Regions from separate parts of the Homo sapiens genome. Here region 1 is linked to region 2. Evidence: read pairs that join two places in POLR2A ChIA-PET (ENCODE). Cell type or tissue: PC-9. All regions are shown on one strand. Links, peaks and the distances in the headings refer to the core of each region. The heading gives the core; the rest is flanking DNA. Region 1 has its middle 130 kb from the start of GNAI1. Region 2 has its middle 170 kb from the start of GNAT3.

What was found. ChIA-PET counts read pairs that join two places held together with the same protein. Peaks named below come from ENCODE experiments on the same cell type or tissue, not always from the same donor. Only the 100,000 strongest peaks of a DNase experiment are listed, where the experiment ranks them.
Region 1: POLR2A ChIA-PET joins it to region 2 with 24 read pairs; 2 of 35 experiments call an interaction of 5 or more read pairs at or near these places.

Annotation. Positions count from the first base shown.
Region 1 is chr7:80,260,629-80,271,882 of GRCh38, forward strand. No RefSeq gene overlaps it. Among named protein-coding and RNA genes, the nearest start is that of GNAI1, 130 kb to the left of the region's middle. In PC-9, for the core only: no CTCF peak of the experiment used is centred there; no DNase peak of the experiment used is centred there.
Region 2 is chr7:80,341,412-80,352,665 of GRCh38, forward strand. No RefSeq gene overlaps it. Among named protein-coding and RNA genes, the nearest start is that of GNAT3, 170 kb to the right of the region's middle. In PC-9, for the core only: no CTCF peak of the experiment used is centred there; a DNase peak (open chromatin) is centred at 5,450; H3K27ac peaks cover 741 bases.

The DNA of each region.
Region 1 (11,254 bases), core at 1,885-9,884, 81 kb before region 2:
CACTCATGGTGGAACCTACTTTTCTCAGCTCTTCCTTAATCCATCTCTGCTCCCATTTACATGAAGACTTACATATCTGATATATTTTCTAGTTAGAAATTTCTCATTCCTTGTGCTCAATATCTTGCCAAATACAGTCATTCAGTATTTCCTACTTATTACTTTCTAGGATTACATAATTTTCTGAACATATTTGAACAGACTGAATGCAATCTTACTCTTATTGAATACTATCTGTGTTTGGAAGCAGTACATTGCAAAGGCAGGCACAGTCTAAAGCCAAAAATAAATTGTCAAAATTCTCCATTTTAATCTTAGGTTTTTGTAATGGTCATAGTTCTCAGCAGTAGTACTACAAACAAAAGTAATTGATATAAAACTGGAATATTTTATATTTTAAAAATGTGAGTCAAATTAATTTAAAAATATATGTCCAACCAGCTCATGTCAAACAGATCTCTCAAATATTTACCAAGTTCCTTCTTGGCTGCCCATCATTCTTCTTGTCCTTATTCTAAATGAAATGCCATTTTAGTGGGGAGATAAAAATAAAATTAGATACATTATAAAAATAATACAAGATTACACTTTATGACAGTGTTTGCTCAACATAAGATAAACCTTCATAAAACAAGTAGAGTTCAACTTAGACCTTGAAAAGCAAAGGGCATCTAGATGAAAGGGAGTAAATCAGAATTGGTGAAGCTATGCTGTGTTCTCCACTTAAAGGCAACATTGCCCTGCTTAGTGCCTTTGTAATTAAGCATTGTTTTCACTCCTACTACTTCCTTATTCAATTAGCTGGCTCACTTGGTAGGAACTTGAGTTTTCTCTTGTCTTAGAAGATTTTTCTTTCAGTTCTGCCCTGCTTGTAGATAGAATTTTAAAAATGTTTGGTAGTCATTTGATCTACTGATGTTAAGATGTGGAGTATTTTGCAGGTAATATCCTTAAAGCTAAGATGTCTAGAGAACATGGATCCATCTAGAAATGCTTTGGTCATCATTAGTAGTTATGAAAAGCCACTTTATTTATTCCAAAACTCATAATTTTTTTTCCAGAACCTATCTGTGAAGTAGGAGAAAGTAGAATAGGTATGCTGTCTTCTCTCTTCTCCAGGGAGGAAACAGAGCAATCTTGACATGACAATTAGAGCCAACCTCCTGGTAAAATCTTCCAGTGGCCTCTCATTTTACTTAGGATAAAATCTGAATTCCACAGCGTGGTCCACAATGCTATGCATAATTCAGCCCTGTCTCCTTTCCAACCTCATTTCAAACCATTTTCTTCCTTCCTCACTATGCTGCAACCACATTGGAACCTCTCTTATTACCCAGATACATCAATGTACTTCTGAAATCAAGGTTTGTATTCTTCTTGATACCACTACTTGGAATCTTTTTTCTCAAGTTCTAGAAATGCTGTGTCTTCTTTTGCCAGGCCTTAACTCGTGTTATACAACCCAGATAACCTGCCCTGATGGCTCAATCTGTAGTTGTCTCTCTTTTATCCAATTTATTTTCTGCTATATCATCCTGTTTATTTGATATAACTCATCACCTGAAAATTATCTTGGTTATGTAATAATTCACTGTCTTTCCACTAAATATGTTAGCTCCAGAAGGGCAGGGATGGTGTATGTCTTGATAACCAACGAATCTCCAGTGCCTTGATGATCACTTGGCATACAGAAACTCTAAGGGTAAATGTTTTGAATGGCCAGTGCTGACTCTGTTATAGATGAAGCATTATAGAGGCAATTACAGAGGGCTCAATTTTGATGACAATGGGAAAAAATTAATCTTATATTCCTTATAATTGTGAACTTGAAAAGCAGTTGGGTCATTTCATTGTTTTCTCTACTGATGGTAACATCAATAGTCATGAGATCAATTAAATTACTGAAATTCTAGAAGCCAGGTCTATCATTGTCTTTTTTTTTTTTTTTTTTTTTTTTTTTTCATTTACTGTATGACACCAAGAGTCTATAATCACTAAGAAGGAAGGTTTCTTGCAATGGTTCAGACTTTGGCGGCAGGAAGGAAAAAATCATTCTGAGGAGATAATGCAACATTATCCTATGCCTGTACACGTAAATAAATTAAGGGATGAAGTTAAGATTCTGACTAAAGTGGATATAGTTTAGGGGAGCTATAAGAAGTAAAGTTACTTGGAAGTAAGGTTAGATTATTGTTAAGGTATGATAAGACTAAACAATAATCCAGGAATAAAAGCATAAAGTCCATACTGGAAATACTTGGGAATAAATTTAATTTCTTGTACAGGGAAGTGGCCCCAAATTAGCAGTATTTGTAAAGAGTAATCTGTCGGTTATATATTGAGTGAATTCCAAAGGGGAGCAAAAAGAAGAAAAATGTTTCTTAAGAAGCACGATTAGTGTTTCCATGCTTGCCAAGAAGAGAATTGCCTTTGCTTTGATGAATATAAATTTTAATATCTGTTTGAACTCCTTTGCAAGACATATATTTCCTCTTTACTGCATAAACTATTGGAATTTTATTACTTAGTGAAAAAATAAAAGGGGTAGGTCTTCACAACTGTATAACAAGTAGGATAACTTACATGTTGACCCGAACTGATTTCTTTATTTTTTTTTCTTTTTTTCTTCTTTCTCTTTCACAGATGCCATCTTCCGTTTTCACTGTTCCCCTTTCTTTTTAATAGACATCTATTTTACAGAGTTTTTAATGTGAGTTCAACAAGACGACACTGTGGGGGATAAATGAGAAGAAGAAATACAGAATAGATTCAGGAATTTGGCGGAGAGAGTGGTGAATGTGGGCTGGAGATGTTGGAGAAAGATCCAGAAATGTGTGACTGACTGCAGATCTGCAGGCGCCTCCTTTGAATTTGTGAAGGGCAGGAATCTCTCTTGGTCTCCTCCCACACTGAATTTAGCAACCCTGAAATCATCATTTCCTAGACTGCCAAAAAGAGAAAAACTCATGAAGTCACTTCAGTTTCTGTCCCTTCTCACTCGCATCTATTTTCCATACAGAAACTGGAGGCATCTTTTCATTTCCCAGATAAATTTTGATTTGCAATCACATTATGTGGTTCAAAATATGTGAGTCATTTACACTTTATTGTGTTATCCTTTTTCTCTTAATGACTTCAGAAATTTCTCTGTATCCTTAATGTGTGAAAGCTACAGTGTGTTCAGGTGTGAGGTTTTATTTGTTGCTTGTTTAATTGTTTTCACTTTGCTTGGCATTATATGAGTTTTTACAATATGTGGAATCATATTTCTAAAGTTTTGAGAAATTGCTACACATTATAGTAGTATTTTCTATTATTTCTAAGTATTTTTCTATGATCTCATCTGGCATTCCATTTACATTTTTAAACTTCTAGATTTATGCCTCATGCTTCTTAACTTCTCTTTGATAATTTCCAGAGTTGGTTCGCGTTATGCACAGTAGTTGTGTTCTAGAAAGTCTTTGGTGACACTGAATTAGGGAATACTGAGCCATTGTTCCTAGGGTGCAATCTCACTTAGATTATAAACTTAAACCCTAAAAAACAATTTATCCTGGAAGATTCTGTTTTCTTTATTTTACAAAAGAGAAAATGAGATTCAGAAGTTTTAAATGACTTGTCTAAGGTCACCCCACCAACAAGTGCCAAAGTTGGGACCCAAACTCCTTCCAACTTATCCTAGAGCCAGAGCTTCTTGCACTGCAGTGTACTGCCCTGTACTCCTCCATTCTGTCCTTGCCTTTGTATGAGAGCTGAAATAAGAAGGACAGCATCACCTTAGTTTGACCTAGCTTGGAACATGTACATCTGGCAACTCAAATTTTTCACCACACTGTGCATGCCCGTGAATGACAGCAAATGTGCTGTGAGTATTGATTTTAGAATTACAAATAAATTTTAGTGAGTAGATGTATTCCCAAATATGGAATCTGTGAATAATGAGAATCAACTGTGTACCGCCACCAGGTAGAATTCCTTAATCTTGCAGATCACTATTTTGTTCTTCAGTTAGGTTCAATTTGTTATTTGACTTAACTGTGGTGAGTTTTCATAATTCTTAATTTCCAACAAGTTGGTAGTTTTATGATCTCTAAGTTCTGTGTCCACAACAGTCAATTTTTGTTCCATAATTATATACTTTTGCATAATGAGTGCATTTCTCTTATCTCTTTGAAGATAGTAACTATATTTATTCCAAATTCTTTTTGTATTTATATATTATCTGTATGTTATTGAGTATAAATTCTTTGTTTCTTGAATTTGTTGCTTCCTTTTCTGGCCTTTCTCAGATGGTGGCTGATTCTCAGTCATGTGTTCACCATGTGCCTTTGATTATGGCCACGTGCTGACACCATGGCCTTTTAGTGCATATACTTGTTGGTGATGCCGTTAGTTTAGGTCTAGCACTTGTGGGAGGCTTTGGTCGCTGCTTTAAAGCCTTGAATGTGAGGATCTTTTGTCCTCTTTACCCTCTTAATACAGCTATGTATTAACATCTATTTTATAAACTTTTTACAATGTCAGTTTTAAACTGATAATCTATAATGTCGGTTTTGAATAGGAGCCAGAAATTTTGGTATGAATATTCAGTCGACTAACTTCAAGCTAAAAGTCCCATGATATTGTCAGTCCTGGTAGGACATGTAGCTATGGAAATAAAACTTCCTGACATAAATTAGACCATAGCAAAAAGTGCATCCAGAGCCAAGCAGTACGCCTGAATGAAGGAGATTAAGGGAATAAATGCTCTGATGTCTATTTCTTCTCTTCCTCTCATCTCCTGCTGGTGCTTTTTCTTTTCTTTCTCTTTTCTTTTTCTTTTTTGACTAGAACCAATAATAAGCAAGAGAACTGGTAAGCCCAGGAGATATAATCCATTGAGAATTTTAAAGCAGAGTCTAGAAGAACAGAGAGGGAAAAATCAGCACATCAAAGTACTTTTTCTTTTTTTACTTGGCCCACACCTGCCTTTAAGCATTCAATGCAGTGTTTGATTGTGAACTTATAATTGAGGGCTAACATCTAGTATTTGCCAAAATTAATGTTCCTGTCAGCATAATCTAACCCTCTGATTATGTTTTTATTTCTAGGTAAAAAAAATTTACTAATTTACAGTCAACATACATAATCTAGATTATATATTTATATATAAATACATAAAATATGCACATATATTTTATTAATATATGTTAATAAAATATATACAAAAACACAATTATTTTGTCGGTATCTTAGTGTCTTTACTAAGAAGCTTGATATATGTTAAAGTCCACCAGTGATCTAAAAATCAAGAGATTGGGGCTTGGGATACTCCCGAATAACTCAACTCAGTAATAACTCAACCGACTGCCCTCTCCCTCTAGGCCTTCTTAGCACATCATTTCTTTTCTTTTTTTCTTTTTTTTTTTTTAAAGAGAAGACAGCAAAGCAGTTAAGGCAAATATTTGCCATGCTTGATAAACAATGTTCTGATGTTCTAACTGATTCTAATTAAGACAGCCAATACCAGCTAAATTAATACACCATTACACAGAAAATAAAAGTATCATCAGGAATACATCTACTGATTTGCTGATCATGGTCAAACAGCAGCCAGTAGGTAGTAATGGCATGACAAGCAGGTAGTCACTGAACTATATTTAGAATATTCTATGCAATTCTTTTTCTCTTCAGCTCTATACTTGATGGTAAAATAGTATCTTTGGGTATCCTTGTTATTGCTAAGTATACCAAAATATTATTGTAAGAAAATTACATAAAACTTATATGCATACATATTTTCCTCCAATCAAATTTGCATCCCAAGGCATTTTGTTTTTGCAAATAGGAAGCATATATATAAGTAATTTCCTCAAATTAATTTTAATTAATTAATTACAATTTAGAGGCCATTAATAGACACATGTACCATGTGTCAGGAACTGTGATAGGGACTGAGGATATGAGGATGAAAAATCATGGTCATTGCCTTAAAGAGCCACCATAAAATAGACAAAAAAGCCAGGTAGATAATTATGCACAGGACAATAGGTGAAGTGAAGTCTACGGGTGAAATAGGTGGCATAGAAATAAGTTAGAGAGACTGTGATTAACTGTGTGAGAGGCTTATTGGTCTCATAGAGGAGATGCAACCTAAATTGTGTTTTAGAGTAGGCTTACCAGCTTCCTTCAAGATGTGTATTTATATAAATTGGTGGTGGGTTGGGGAGCACAAGGGAAGAGGAAAGTGTCCTTTGGTTGAGCATTTCTCTCAAGGAAGAATATAAATAAGTCATTGACTATCATTTGCACTCTGATCTCTTAATTTTAAAATTCTTTATAGAGTAGTTTGTAACTCCAAATCCAAATATTAGAATCAGCCATGTAACAGCATTGATTGCCTATCAGCATTATTGAGGATCTTTACGTGAAAGGTGCCAGCAATATGTGGTAGTGGAAGACACACAGATGAACAATGAATACTCCTTTAAAGCAGTAATCATCTAGTAAATGGGCAATATACATGCAGACAGAAAGTACATAAAATGATGACTAGTATAACAGTGGCATGAGCACAACAAAAAATAACATAAGAAATAATTAAAATAAAATATTAGTGCGATATATATAATGTTAGTTATATTTTTGTAGTGTTTCTCAAGGATACAACATTTTTCTTGATATTAATTTCATTTAATGTTCACAAATACTCTGAGGTTGATATTGATATTTCTATTTTATAAATGGAAACAAAATAGGCACATAAAGTTAATACATATATTAAAAATGAAAGGAAATATTATTGTCAAGGGTAGTTAGAGAAAAGAAAAAAGGCTGTAAAAGATGGACTGGGCTTAAAGCCATTGAGAAGCTGGGAAGGCATGTCACATGGGTTAATGTAAACGAGAAGATGAGGGGTATGAATATGTAGATCATAACAGTGAGCAGATCAGCTTGGCTAGAACAGGCATAGGAAAAAACAACTACATATAGGCATGCAAAATCTATAATAAAAATTAGAAAAAACTCACATTCAACAATAGAAAAATTATTAAATTATTATGTATTTATAGGATAGAAAGTTAACTATTGAACTATGATTTAAATTAGTATTTAAAAATCATAGTAATGATGAAAATAATTAGCTTTTACATAACCAATCTTTGCATAATTAATAAATGCAGATGGTACAAAATTCAGAAAATACAAAAGGGTTGATAGTGAAAAGTGCTCATTTCTCCCTGGTCCTCATTTCATTCCCCACCCAGAGGCAAACATGATGATAGGTCACATATATTTCTCTGTAGATAATAGGTGCATGTACAAGCATGTACACACATATATTACAATACATATATATCCATTTTTATTCCCAGATTATAAATATTTGGTTCTTAAAATTGTTTTCTTTTTAAATTTAACAATATATCTTGGAAATGGTTTGAAATCTGTTTATGTAGAGCTGCCATTGTATAAATGAACTACAATTTGTTGATGGGCATTTAGGTTCTTTAAGTATTTCGTTTTTTGTAAATAATACCATAAAGGGGCAGAGTAGTTACAATTTAAATTTTGGTAGACATTGCCAAATTGCCTTCTGTAAAGGTTATGTCAGTTTATAACTCACCGAGAGAGTATGAGAACAGCTCCTTCCCCACACCCTTGCCAGTATAGTGCATTTTCAAACTCTTTGATCTCTGCCAAAATAAATTAAAATTTATGTATTACTTTTTTTAAAAAGTAGGCTGAACATCTTTAAAAAATTCATATTTCTTTTGTTGACGAATAATTGGTTAATATCCTTTGCTTATTTTAATTGGGTCATTGACTTCTTTCCTATTAATTTTAATTATTCTTATAATCATCTGTTTTACAAGTTTTGTCTCACAATTTTGTCTTTAAGCCTGACTGCATTTGTGATGCTTGTACCCTGTAGTTATGTTTTATTCATGTGTAGTTGAGTTGTTAAATTATTTCATATTTTCTTCTAATATTTTTATCATTTACCTTATATTTACACCTTTGATTCCTTTAGCACTTAAAAAATAACAAATGCAGGAAGGAAGGATCCTATGTGGTTACCTTAACATCACTTGTTGAAAAATGTGTCTTTTCCCCAATTACATGAAATGCTTCTATCATACAGTAAACTGACATAACTTTAAATTTATTTCTGGAATCTCTTGTCAATTCATTAATCTGTATAAATATGCCTTGCCTGTCATTGTCTAACTTATTTTAAATATGTGTAACTACTTAATGACTCTCAGTCTCCCTCACTGTAACTATATACATGTATAATCATGTTGGCTGACCACCCTTTATTATGTTTATTTTTTGAAATTTTCAGGGACAATGACTTATTAATAATATGCAAAGGTTAATGTAATAATATACTTTCTCCACTACTGCAACTAGTCCTAAAGTAAATGATTGCTAATCCCATAAAACAAATAATTTATTTCCTTCTTCCTCTTCACTGATTCTTTACTTTTCTCATCATTGGCCAGAACTTTGGTCTAGTGGCTTGCTTCCTGAGGGTTTGGAGCCCTCAGTTGCTTTAATGTTGCCAGTTTGGATTTTCTGCAGTTGCCTATAACATTTATCAATAGGCATGAAAACACCAAGATGCTCCAGTGAACTTGGATCTCGACATATTCCTCTCTGCCCACATTGTGTTACAACAACCCCTCCTTATGGTATTCCAGATCATGTCCAACAATATTGTAACTCCTTTCTTTACCTGCTGTTCCACTGGTATAAGAGAATCCTGACCAGTCTCTACTTTAATGGAACCCTTGCTGTGTACACAGTTAAATGTTTCCCCTTGTTGCTTCCCTTCCCCAGTCCCACTCAGGAGCTGGGTCTTCTAATCCAACAGAAACTCAATTTATAGGGTGAGGAAGTAGAAATTCTGCAAAAGGGTTACTGGGAGCAAAGGCGCAGGGGCCAATCCTGCTTCCATAATTTGTTTCTTGCACTCAAGTAGTCTAGCTACTGGGGACACAGTGCATTAGTTCAGTGCATACATCTCAACCTAGAAGATGCCCCAAGATGCTGCTTTAGATGCTTTAATTGGTGTTTGAATATTCTATTAACCAGCTTCTTCCAAGATGACACACTGTATGAGAGGACCAGTGAATCCCTGGTCAGGTATTTAGTGTCCTACCTTCTTCCTTAGAATGAATCATTTGATCTGAGTTTATATTATAGAGGGTCCCATGTACTCTATAAGCATTTGAGTTGTGTTGTGTCAAGAAACACTGTGAACAGGAAAGGCAACTTGATATCCAGAGGTGATTTCAATTCTGGCAAGAGAAAATTGCTGTCACCTGCAGCATGAATATAGCCCAAACTGATCAACCTGACATAAAATGAATGGCTGGGCTCCATAAGCTATGTTTCTATATGTAAGACTTGGCATTGGTTTCTGTTGCTGGCAGATTGGGAATTCCACAGTTGCAGTGGTAGATCAGCAACTTTAGTGCAATATTTTTGCTTCTGTGTCCCATTGACCTAGGGCTGCCCTTCACATATTCTGGTTTGCACAAGCATTAAAAAACTGAATTGATTCATATACGTGTCCCACATAGTGATGGCACAGAAGCTCCGAGGTCAGAAAGGAAGGCATACAGAGTGGAGTGGAGGCAAGATGTTGTCAAGGGACATCTGTATGCAGCTGGTTAATGCACCAATGGCCAAAGCAAAAATGGATTGAGAGGATGTGATGCAGAACATATTGAGCCATCTGATATTACATCTCTTTAAGAAAGAAGTCTTTGAGAATGTTATTTTGCTTTTAGTAAAATCAAATAGATCATGGATGTAAAAGAATACACCAGATCTCAAGGCTAGAAATTAGTCGCTTTACAACTAGGCAGGACTAAGGAAGGAAAGCCTCTAATTTTAAATAGCAATTCTTTTAAGCTCTTGAATAGACACATGGTATGTGAGTACTTTAAGGTCCTTAATACAGATTATGAAATTGCTTTTTTCAAATTACCTAAGTAAAGTAAACTGTGTAAGAGTGTCAATTTCATAGTATCTTTGACAGCATTGGGAAGGAAAATTTTAGTCTCAGAATTTGGTAGTTGAAGAGTGGCATTATATTTTAAATGTGTAATTATTTAATTACTAGTATAGTTATATTTTTAAAACTTATGTGTGCTTATTCACCTCTGGTTTGCCTGTTCAACAGTTCAAATCATTTTCCCATTTTTAAACTGAATCTTTTTATATCTAAGACCTTGTTATATATTTAAAAGTTTAATCTGTCTCTCATGTACATTGTAAATATTTTCCCACTTTTTAAGTTTGCCTTGTATAATGTGACTTTAAATATTAACCCCCTTGTTTCTGCATTTTTGGTTAAAAGCTGACACTTTGGTAGTTTTTTTTCAAGTATGGCTTCCCCCCAACCCCAAGCTCTTCATAGAAAGCTAAAAAAAAAGACCTTGTCAGTCATACTTTGTTGTCACTTAATTTATGTTGACTTGTCTCTACTTCTCTGTTACAATCTCCATTTGTAAGGCATTATGTGTTATTTTTTGATAGTTAATGATGGTTATTGAAAAGAACTTAAAATTTGTCTGGAAGATCAAATGGCTGATAAAATAACATTTTTAAAAATTCTAACTTATCTCCTTTGTTTTGGCTCAAAAATTTATATTTATCCCTCATCTCAAGCAATGTAGATTTTTGTTTTTGTTTTTGTTTTTGGGACAGAATCTCACTCTGTTACCCTGGCTGGAGTGCAATGGCATGGTCTCGGCTCACTGCAACCTCCACTTCCTGGGTTCAAGCAATTCTCCTGTCTCAGCCTTCTGAGTAGCTGGGACTACAGGTGCATGCCACCACACCCGGCTAATTTTTTTTTTGTATTTTTAGTAGAGACAGGGTTTCACTATGAAGGCCAGGCTGGTCTTGAACTCCTGACCTTGTGATCCACCCACCTCGGCCTACCAAAATGCTGGGATTATAGGCGTGAGCCACCGAGCATGGCCACAATGTAGAATATTTTAAGATCTTAGATTCCTGCTTTTCAAGCTGGTCTGCAGACAGCAACATCAGCATCACATACATGCTTACACAAATCTCAGGCCCCATACCAGAACTGCTAAATTAGAATCTACATTTTACAAGGTTTTCTAGTCATTCATTTAACATTATATTTTGAGAAGTGTCATTTTAGACCCTATAGACTATTTTCAAGGAGACATAAAACTAACCAATTAATTAGTTTCCTGGATTATGAGGTTTCTAAAAATTTAAATTG
Region 2 (11,254 bases), core at 1,954-9,953:
AGAAAACACAACACTTCAAAACTCCACTAAGAACTACTTTGTAGAAATGGCAAGTTTAAGAGCAGAGTATTTGACAAGGTTCTGGAAATCCTAAAGGAAAAATATCCAAATATAATATCAAAGTGAGAAGTGAATCTGAGAGATGGATGTTGCCATAATTTTCAATGGTAACTCAGCTCCCTTAATAGATTCTTTATGAGCATTTGGAAAGAAAAAGTAATGGTTATAGTTAGAAAATGAAAATAGTACATTTAATTCTCCTGGCTCAATATATAGTAAAGGTATTGTGGATACACCCCTTGCCTAATTCAATCATTGACTTATCTGGGCTTCACCACTCATTACAATACATTGAGGTATTCACATCAATGGGGCTAATTTGTATATAAATATATAATTCCATATAAATTGTAGGTTACAGCCTACATGGAGATAATAGTTATGAGATTATCTATATTTTCATATATTGTTTTATTTTTTATTTCAATTCAACTAGATGAATATGCTTTTTGTCATCCTTGAGGGATACATTAAACTCATTTTCTCAATATCATGTCCTTTCAGTTATATAACTTCTATGCCCAAAATACTGTATCAGTCATTGGCTTTCCATAAGAATATTATGGCAGGTAAAAACCAAAACTATTGACTCTTAGGTAGATTTATGTGGTGATGATTTCATTGGTGATGTTCTCCCATTTAATATCATTTTTTGGAAAGCTATCTCATTATAGCTCGTGTGTATGTGTCTGTGTGTGTGTGTGAGTGTGTCACAGAGAGAAAGATGTGAAATTTGCTGAAAAATTTCTCCATCAAAACTAGAAAGAAGATTCTGAGATGGTAAAAATGTAATAAAACAGCGAACAGACAGGATTTTAAATGTTCTTACCACAAATAAATGATAAATATATGAAGTAATCATTATGATAATTAGCCTGATTTGATCATTTCACAATTGAAACACTGTATCCCATAACGGTATCCCATAATGTATCCCAATATTGTATTCCATAAATATATACAATTATTATTTGTCAGTTAAAAGTCAAAGTTTAATGGTATCAAAAGTTAGAGCCATTTTAATGTAAAAAACACCCAATAGTTCCCTCTACTGAAATCCACTGTGTTTTTAGAAACCAAGTCCTAAGGCAAACTGTTAAATATGAACTAAGCAGGTGTTTCTGCACACTGCTAACGATTAATGGTCACTGCCTTTGGTGAAAAATTTCAAATGAGTACAATTTGTGAAAAATATACATGTAATTGTATTATGTAAATTCAGTGTATATATCCTTTCTGAGCTTAACTGTATATATTTTTTAGGTTTCTGTCCTTGGGGAATATCATGGGAGTTATTTAGTCTTTATGTAAAATTTTAATTATTTAGGATAATATGTTTGTATGATTACAATAAGACACTGCGGAAGTCAGCTGTGGCTTAAGTGTTAAGAGAACAGAGTAACAATATCCAGGGGCCAATGTAGACATTGCTTAGGATGTTGGCAGTATAGCTTCATTAACCAAATCACATATAGCATATGTTGTGGTCTAAGAAAGGATCAGAATAAAGTTCTTATAGCGAAAGGAACATCAGATGCTGCAAAAACTTTAGCAAGTGTAATAGGAGCTTGCATAGTTAAGATGTTACCTTGCTGTCCCTCTGAGTGTCAATAAATATGATGAAGTTCATTTACAGTGAAGAATAAAGGAGGATACAACAATTGGAATTTCTCAAAAGAAGAGGAAGGAAAAAGTTTGAACTGAAGGCATTTTATTGACATTAAAGAGATGGTGAGGTGGACATTGTTGAATTGCATTGATGATGAAATGCTTGACAGGAATACATTACACTTGGTGACCCAAAAGTTTTCCTTGCAATTGAAGGTGAGGGTAGGCTTATTTGGGTATGCACACACCATGGACATTGTTGAATTGCATTGATGATGAAATGCTTGACAGGAATACATTACACTTGGTGACCCAAAAGTTTTCCTTGCAATTAAAGGTGAGGGTAGGCTTATTTGGGTGTGCACACACCATGGGAAATATATAATTCTTAGGGCCCTAGTATATGCTGAGTATCTTTCCAGGTCCTAGAATGCAACATTGTGTCTGGGAGAGAGGGAGAGAGGGAGTGAGGGCATGGGGGGCAGATGCAGAAACACTTTCTTCACTTTGTATTTTCACATGAACCTGAAATTAATCTCTTGGAGAGATTACCTTGTAAATATCTTGAGAAATGTCAGGCAATTTTTTTTTTTTTTTGAGACGGAGTCTTGCTCTGTCGCCCAGGCTGGAGTGCAAGTGGCGCGATCTCGGCTCACTGCAAGCTCCGCAATTTTTATAGAAAGAAAATCTAGTAATTTAACATTCTTCCTTTCGCTTTCCCTTCTAAAGTAAATATTTTCTCTTAAAAATAAAAATAAACAAATAACTAAAAAGAAAAGGGGGTATTTTTGTTGTATTTTTAAATTTTCTTTCACAGAATAGACCAAAGTTTTAAGCATTCTGTATCTCTTAGTTTCTATTAAATAGGGCTTTTCTCTTTTTATTCTATGTTGTAAGAAGCCATTCAAATATTTTTGGGCACAAATTTGAGGAATGCACATGAAACATTAAAAACTATGGGCTTAGGAGTCAGAAAAACCAGAGTTTGTATCAGTTTTGTCACTTATTAGCTGCCTGACCATAGGCAAGTTACTGAACCACTTGGAGATTTGTTTTTTTTCTTCTATAAAACAATGATATTTTGGAGGATTAAAGTGTCTTACAATTGGTCATTTTTATACTCTTTCTCCATCATCATCATTATTATTATAAATATTCTCTTTTGCCAGATGAAAATATTAGTAGGAAAAAATCAAAATAAGCAATATTTGTGCAAGTAAATACAATAATACTTAATTGTTATGTTTAATATCCTAACATGCTCCCATACATTATAGAAATAAAAGAACGGTTATTTTGAATGAAGTTTTCGCCTTTCTTCTTGTCTTTTCCTACTTTGCAAGTAAATAAGTAGTTAGGCAGAAGGAATGAAGGTAGAATCCTTGAAACTAAACATTAGATAGTATTTACATAATTGAAAGTTGACTACATGGGATCTTTCATAATAATTGATTTATCTGCATTTTTTCAAACCGCTTCCCACAAGCCAGAGGCAAGCAAGTCAAAGAAAATTATTAGAAAAAAATATATAGACAAGTTGTCTGAAAAAGGACTTGTAGTTGGTATAAGTTTTGGGGAGCTATAGTTGCTAAATTAGTGTTTTACCATAAATATCCTGAATTACTTCTGCTGAAACAGTTAGTGAAGTTTTCGTGAAAATAGCATTGAATTTCTTCAAAAGTCAAAGCTCATTTCAGCTATATAATATTTTTCATAGCAATAAATATATTTTCAGAATTGAGCTTCTATAAAAAATTTTAAGTAATATCACAAAATAAACCAGAAAGCCTATTAGTAGACAAGTAATGTTTTCAGTTCCAAGCAGTTTTCCTCTTCAAGTATTTGAGGTTGTTCATTTCATAACATGGTTACTATGATTGGAATAATGTACTAGTAAGAGTGATAAGAAATTATTTTTGTCATTATTCATCTCAATTTTGAGGCATGTGAAAAGGAACTTTGTTGTATGTGGTATAACGTGTTATTCAAGTTCAGATGTGACAGATGTCACATGTGAATTTAAAAAAACAGATTTCCCACTACTGGGTATCTACCCAAAGGAAAAGACGTCATTATATAAAAAAAAAAAAAAAACACCTACACATGAATGTGTATTGCAACACAATTGCAAAGATATGGAACCCACCTAAGTTCCCATCGACCAAAGAGTCGATAAAGAAAATGTGGTATACATATACCATAGAAAGCTACTCATTAAAAAAATGAAATAATGTCTTATGCAGCAACTTGGATGGAGCTGGAGGCCCTTATTCCAAGTGAAGAAACTCAGGAATGGAAAACCAAATATCATATGTTCTCACTTACAAGTGGGAGCTAAGCTATGGGCATATAAAGGATTACAGAGTGGTATAATGGACTATGGAGACTCAGAAGGTGGAGGGTGGGAGGTGGGTGTGGGATAAAAAGCTACATATTGGGTATAATGTACACTACTTTGGTGAAGGGGGCACTCAAATCTCAGACTTCCCTGCTATAATATTCATCTATGTAATCAAAAGCCACTTGTTCCTCAAAAACTATTGATATTTAAAAAATCAAATTTATTGAATCACAGTATTTTACACATAGAAAGTAATAGATAGTTTAATTAAGTTCTTTCACTTTATTAATGAGAACATTGGGGAATAAAAGAGTGACTTTCTGAAAGACCAACAGCTGATTTCCTGTATTTTAAATCTGAATGAAGAGTAGTTTTGGTTCCTAATATAGTGATGAGCTACAAAAATATACACATTTATGTCATCTGTGCAATTGCAAACCCTCTTCTTATTCATGGGCCTGTTTTTTAAATCTATTTATGGGTATTATTTCTCTGTTTTTATGGTGATGATGATGATGGTAAAAATAATGAGACCATAAAGACTGACAGTGTAAGGATCAGCTTTACTGATTTCAATAGATCTCAATTTCCATTAGGATTGCATAACCACTAAAAAGATTCAATGACACAATTTTCACATATGTGTCAATTAGACCCACAGTGCTCCCTAAATCTTCCCATCCTTCCCACCAATTCTGTTGCTACTCAAAGTGCGGTCTGCACTGGGGTAACCTAGGAGCTTGTTAGAAAGCACAATCTCACATCCTATCCCAAACGTACTGATTCAGAATCTGCATTTTAACAAGATCTCCAGATAATAGTGAGCAGTAGTCGCTCTAGAGCAACTTTGATGGACCCCATGTGCCTCTTTGATAAGAAGTTAGACTGGTTAATGGGGATTCTCTGAGTATGACTTTAAGGTTACAAATTTCATTATGCTTTTTGGTTTGGGGCAGGCACAGACCAACGCAATCCAGACTCTTTTTGTGGCGCCTCCAAAATGTTTGCTATTGCTGAGAAGAGAGGAATATTAGACTCTCATATCAGAATTTGGTGAAAGTTGTATTGGTTACCATTTCATGGCTGTGTGGTGTACTCTACACTTAGAACGGAGACAGTGCACTTAATAGAAGTGGCTTTGCATTGCATAGCTGTTAAAACTTTTCCAGCAAATGCTACCAGCTAAATTATAAGGGTGAATTAAAGAGTGCCCTTTATAAATAGTCACAAAAGGCCTTTGCAGCTGATTATAGTGTGGGTGTAATTTGGAGAAAGGTTTGCTGTAGGCATGAAATCGTAGTACTGCTATTGGAATAGAGTCAAGAGCCTAGCCATTTCCAGTAGCTGTATCACCACCTGCTAGTATACTTATTCAGATTTGAGTCAGAGGGATGCATGAAGTCTAATGAGTCATCAAGTCTTCACCTAAAACACGTAATCTACCTATTCCTTTTCAAATGAGACTTGTTTGAGTCAGACTCTTGCCTATGAGCTGACCTGAAGTCTTAAATGCTTTTCTGCCAAATGAATTGCTTAACACAAATTGCTTAACAGTTTTTGTTCTGAGTTAGTCCCAAAATTTTGTCTGGGTCTCAGTTCTCCTGGAAATCTTCATACATGAAGACGAGTCCTGGCTGAGTGTGGTGGCTCATGCCTGTAATCCTAACACTTTGGGTGGCTGAGTTGGCAGGATTGCTTGAGCCCAAGAGTTCAAGACCTTCCTGGGCAACAAAGCCAGACCCCGTCTCTACAAAAAATTTAAAAGTTAGCTGGGTCTGATGGCTTGCGGTGGGAGGATTGCTTAAGCCCAGGAGGTAGAGGGTGCAGTGAGCTGTGATCATGTCACTGTACTTCAGCATAAGTGGCAGAGCCAGACTCTGTCTCAAAAAAAAAAAAAAAAAAAGACAGAGCTAAGGAATCTTATCTTGGACTCCTCCTTGGCTGCTGGTTTGATTCTCCAGCCAAATATTTATAGCACTAAGCCAGCCTGAGAGTCATTGGTCTTAGACTCAGAATGACCCAGAAAATGCATCTTATCATTGCTGTCATTAACAAGTTGCTTGCCACTATGATCTGCTGTGCCTTGGGGACTGTTAGCTAGGGAGTAGTTCCCTCTTGCTAGGACTACTTTTCCTGCTAAATAGCCTTCCCATGCCTGTCTGATTTGGACAGGGATTTTTGAAAGTATATCTGTGTGTGTCTGTGTGTGTCTGTGTGTGTGTGAAACTCTTATGTGTCTTCTATAATAATAATAGCTACATTTATATAGAACTTACCGTGTACAAGGCATTGTTTTAGTATTATATGTATATGTAAGTGTGTGTATATATACACATGATCTCATTGAATTCTTACTATAACAATGATGTAGGTGGTAGTATTATTTGTTTTACAGGTAGGGAGACTGAGGCATAGAAATGTTAAGTGCCTTGATCAAGGCCATAAAGCTAAAAAAGAGAGGCCAAGATTCTATTCAATCCCAGGCAGTAGAGATCCTAATTTCTACTGTAATTGCAGATTCGTTGATGATACTCCTGACTTTGGTGGAGGAATCAGGGCACAGGAATAGAGGAAACCCTGAGAATGGGGACCTCTAATTAGGGACTGGGAGGAAGACAGTCTCTAGCTTTCACAGGGACCTAAAGCGACAGGGTAGTGAAACAAAAGAGAGACAGGCAATTCCTTCTGTCTTCTCTGGCTAAAAAACAAGGGGAGCAGAAAGCCAAGGGGACAATGCTAGAAGGCCAAATAAGGAACAAGTCACAAATTCCTCATTCCAAGGAGAAGATGCCAACTCCTAGGCAGGTCCATGTGGCTAGTCAATTAGGGTCTCAAGGAGACACATGCAAAGAGCTTTACCATTGATCTACTTTCTCTGAGCAGGAAAGAGCCAGATTGACCCTAAGGCAGTTGGACAGACTGTCAGCAGTTAAATGGAAGGATGTGGGCTGATGGAAGCAGATCTGAAAAATCCTGTCTCAGTTGTCCATTCCCAGATGGAGGGAGGAAGCTCTTGTGGGCAGAACAGGGTGTGGACGGGTGAGCTGTAATTTCTTGGGGACTGGAGAGAACATAATTCAGCCAGGCCTACTCTCTTCCTACTTTATGCAAAATATTTCCAGCTGTGTTCATTAGATTATATAATCTTGAATATTGAGAATAAGATACAATTTCTTAAATTCAGCAATGCACAACGAATTCTTCATTAAAAGAAATTTGGTATGCTTTTAGAGATGGGAGACACAGCCATAAGAAAATATGCTACTATAAAAGAAAATGCTCTTAATTAATACTGACATAGTGAGGACTCCTCTGGCATTGAGAACATTTAATATTAATGCAAAATGTTGTTGTCTACCATTTCCTTTTTTCTTTAGATCATTAGCATAGGATTACAAAATTTTAAATTGGATTTCAAACCCATACCAAACAGCTGTGTCTTCTATTACAAAAGACAATGCACTCATACATATGTATTATGCACTTAATTAAAACTGTTGGATTTTCATTTTTAAAAGTTCTGATGATGTCCTGAATTTTTATAGTGATTTGGATCTCTGGCCTGTCATCAGTTTGCATATTTTGGGTGGAAAAGTAGGGTTTGGGTGAAATAAGCATTCCAAAGTTTATATAACGGGAGGAACATGGCCTAAAATTAGCCTTACCATGGGCTTAAAATTCATTATAGGTATTAATTCCTCGTACTTCTCAAGGGGTTATTTTCTCCCTTAATTTTTAAAATTCTAAGTGACATGTATTTGTTTTAGAAATATGTAGAAAAATATAAACAGGAAAATTAAAATTATCTATAATCTTATTCTGCTGAGTTGAACATTACAACTCATATATTTCTTTTCTATAATTTTATTGCATAAAATCTATATATTTTATAGAATTTGAATCACACCATATTGATAAATATGCATTTTTAAACTTGCACTTTATTTTAAGTGGTCAACATTTTACCGTGTTATTAACTTGTCTTCACAAATATGAGTTTACATGGCTGTATAATAATGATGATAGCTGTAGAATATTTGAGCCTTCCAATTCTGTGATGAATGTAATTTGAATTATAGGGGAAGTAAGGACAGGATAGAAATATATTGGAGGAAGAAAGAGAGAGGTGAGAAGTAGTGTAAGATAAATTCTTAGAGATTAAAGCATGAAGTAAATTATGTGTAGAAATGATTATTTAAAAGATAAAGAAATAAGAGTATAAGCAGCCAAAAGCCATAAAATTTCCATCTGTTTCTAAAATGAGAAACTGGAATTCAAACAGGCAACTGATGATTTTCATTATAAGTTCCTCTAAATTACTTGATTTTTAACCATCTGCATATATGCTTTGGGTTTTTTTTAAGTGTAAATTAACTCTGGTGAAGAGTTGGACATTAAGATTAACCTCAGAATACCATGCTGGAAGGGGTGCCGGTGTGTGTTTGTGTGTGTGTGTGCGTGTGTGTGTGCATGCACGTACTTACATGGGAAGCCGACTGGGAATACAGTCTATCAGCAATGGCAGAAGAGGGAGTAACCACCCAAGAGCAATGCCCTCTGGGATAGCATGAGGGCTTGGGGGGCTGACAGCAAGGAGCAGAAACGGAGGACAAAAGTCAAGGAGCCCTTACTCTCTATGTCATGGCTTTGCTGTAGGGTAACCTTGCTAAGAAGACCTCATCAAGTGGGATGTAAGATCCCAACAGCAAAGCGCATTGGACCTGGAAAAAGGCCAGTTCTCCCAAATGTGATCATTATGTAGAAAAATAAGGGAGCAGTATTCTGAGCAACATGTCTGTATACCATTGATTGACACATAAGGTCCCTTCATTATAAATTTTACAGGGTGCCCAAGTCATTTTGCTGTGGTGTGATTTTGTAAAAATAAATATGTAGCTAAAAATAACATTTCCAAGCTGAAATATGTAGAAAGGCAAAACAAAAACTTCTAGCTTTCTTGTGGTAAATTGTGAGGTAAAATAAAATGAATCTTAAATATAGTGCAAAATAGGAGGTATCATGCCTTACATCATCTTTATCTCCTCCCTCCCATTTTTTCTGTTCTAAATGGAGTTGTGCTGTTATTTCATTTGTTATCCATATTTGGAAGTTTAGCTAGGAGGCTAGAAAATTTGATGAAGACACCTGATTAATTTTTAAATTTTATTTATTAATATTTCGATAAATATTAATAAATATTAATATTTTGATAAATATTAATAAATATTAATATTTTGATAAATATTAATTGATAAAAGTGTTTGCAATGTGCCAGGAATTAGGTTAGCTACTGATTTATAGTGGTGAGTAAACCACTGTCCCTACTCTCATGAAATCAGCCATTTGGTCTAAGGGCAGCAGGGAGCCAGAGTAAACAATTCAGTCATGGCAGTAGGAGAACTCTGTGAAGAGCTCAAACTAGCTGAAGTTGCTTCCCATAGATATTATAAAATGTTAAAATATAATCATTCCTATGGGAAGAGTAGAATAAGACTATGTAAAGAAAAAAGAAAGAGACAACAAAGTGTCTGGGCACAATGCCTCACACCTATAATCCTAGCACTTTGGGAGCCCAAGGTGGGAGGATAGCCTGAGCCCAGGAGTCCAGACCAACCTGGGCAACATAGTTGGACACTTTCTCTACAAAAAATATAAAAATTAGCCAGGAACAGTGGCCTGTGCCTTTAGTCCCAGCTATTCTGGAGGCTGAAATGGGAGGATTGCTTTAGCCCAGGAAGTCGAGGCTGCAGTGAGCAATGATCATGACACTGAACTCCAGCATGGGTAACAGAGTGAGACCCTGTCTCAAAAAAAAAAAAAAAAAGAAAGAAAGAAAAAAGGTAAAATTATTTTTCATTGTTAAAAATTCATTGGAATCCAATATATCCAGTCCTGGGTGTCCAAGTGAATTTGCTTAGAACTGAGATGGTATATTTACTTTCTTCTTTGGTTGAGCTTTTTCAGTAGAGATTTCTCTTATCTCTCTTTGTCTCCTTTTCTCCTCTAGGTAAACAGTATTTCCACAATTGTCCCCCTTATCTCTCTTTGTTTCTTCTGTCTCCCTCACTCCCTTTCCTAATAGTTTCTCTACTCATTATTTCTCCTTTTCATTCCTATTTGGATACCTTTTCTTCCTCTTCTCTCCACACTGCTTTACCAAAACTACCAGTCATTAAAAGGTTTTAAAATTACATACAGTTGAATTCAGCTTTAGAAGATACATGTTCTAGCCGGGTGTGGTGCTTCATGCCTGTAATCCCAGCACTTTGGGAGGCCAAGGCAGGTGGATCATGAGGTTAGGAGATCGAGACCATCCTGGCCAACATGGTGAAACCTCATCTCTACTAAAAATACAAAATTAGCTGGGTGTGGTGGCACGTGCCTGTAGTCCCAGCTGCTCAGGGGGCTGAGGCAGGAGAATTGCTTGAATCCGGGAGGCGGAGGTTGAGCCGAGATCACACCCCTGCACTCCAGCCTGGCAACAGAGTGAGACTCAAAAAAAAAAAAAGAAAGAATATACATGTTCTGCAAACAAATGTCCTTCTGCTACCTATTCTATATTCCCTTTGCCTTCAGCAACACCTCAGCAGGTCGTGGATTTTTACTTAGTGGAGTGACCAAAACCTTCATTTCTTAAGGGTCTAGGTCATTTGTAGTCCTGTCTGGATTGGGTTGTTATAGTTTCCCTTTGACCTTAATCATATGGCATGGTAATACTAAAAGATGCCCTAAGGGTTCGCCTGTATTCCACATATACACTTCCTTACCTCCATTGTGGAGTAGTAGACTAATTTCATCTTGATAGTCTGGGACAATCAACCCAGCCAACACTGTAACTCCCTTCTTAGCCTGTTGACTTAGAGGTAGGAGGAGCCCAAGGTGTCCAGGTGGCAATCTCAACTTCCAGTTTAATGGAATTATTGTTGTGTCTCCTGGTGGCAGCATTCCTCCTTCTGGAACTAAGACCTCTAGGCCAGCAGATGTCTAATGTTGTGGGAACAGGAAGCAAAAATTTCGCTGGTGGGTCACTAGGGGTGATGGTGAGTGATGCCATTTCTACTTCTACCCCTTGATTCCTGGACCCCTAAATTCTGGCTATGGGAGAAACAATACCATATACTGAGCGGTGATTTGGGGCATACACAGCCTTCTGGAGAACTTGAAGTCTGATATTTGAGGGCAGAAAGCATCCAGCCTGGGAGAAAGATGAAATCTGGAAGACTCAGCAAGTCTGCTCTTCCATCT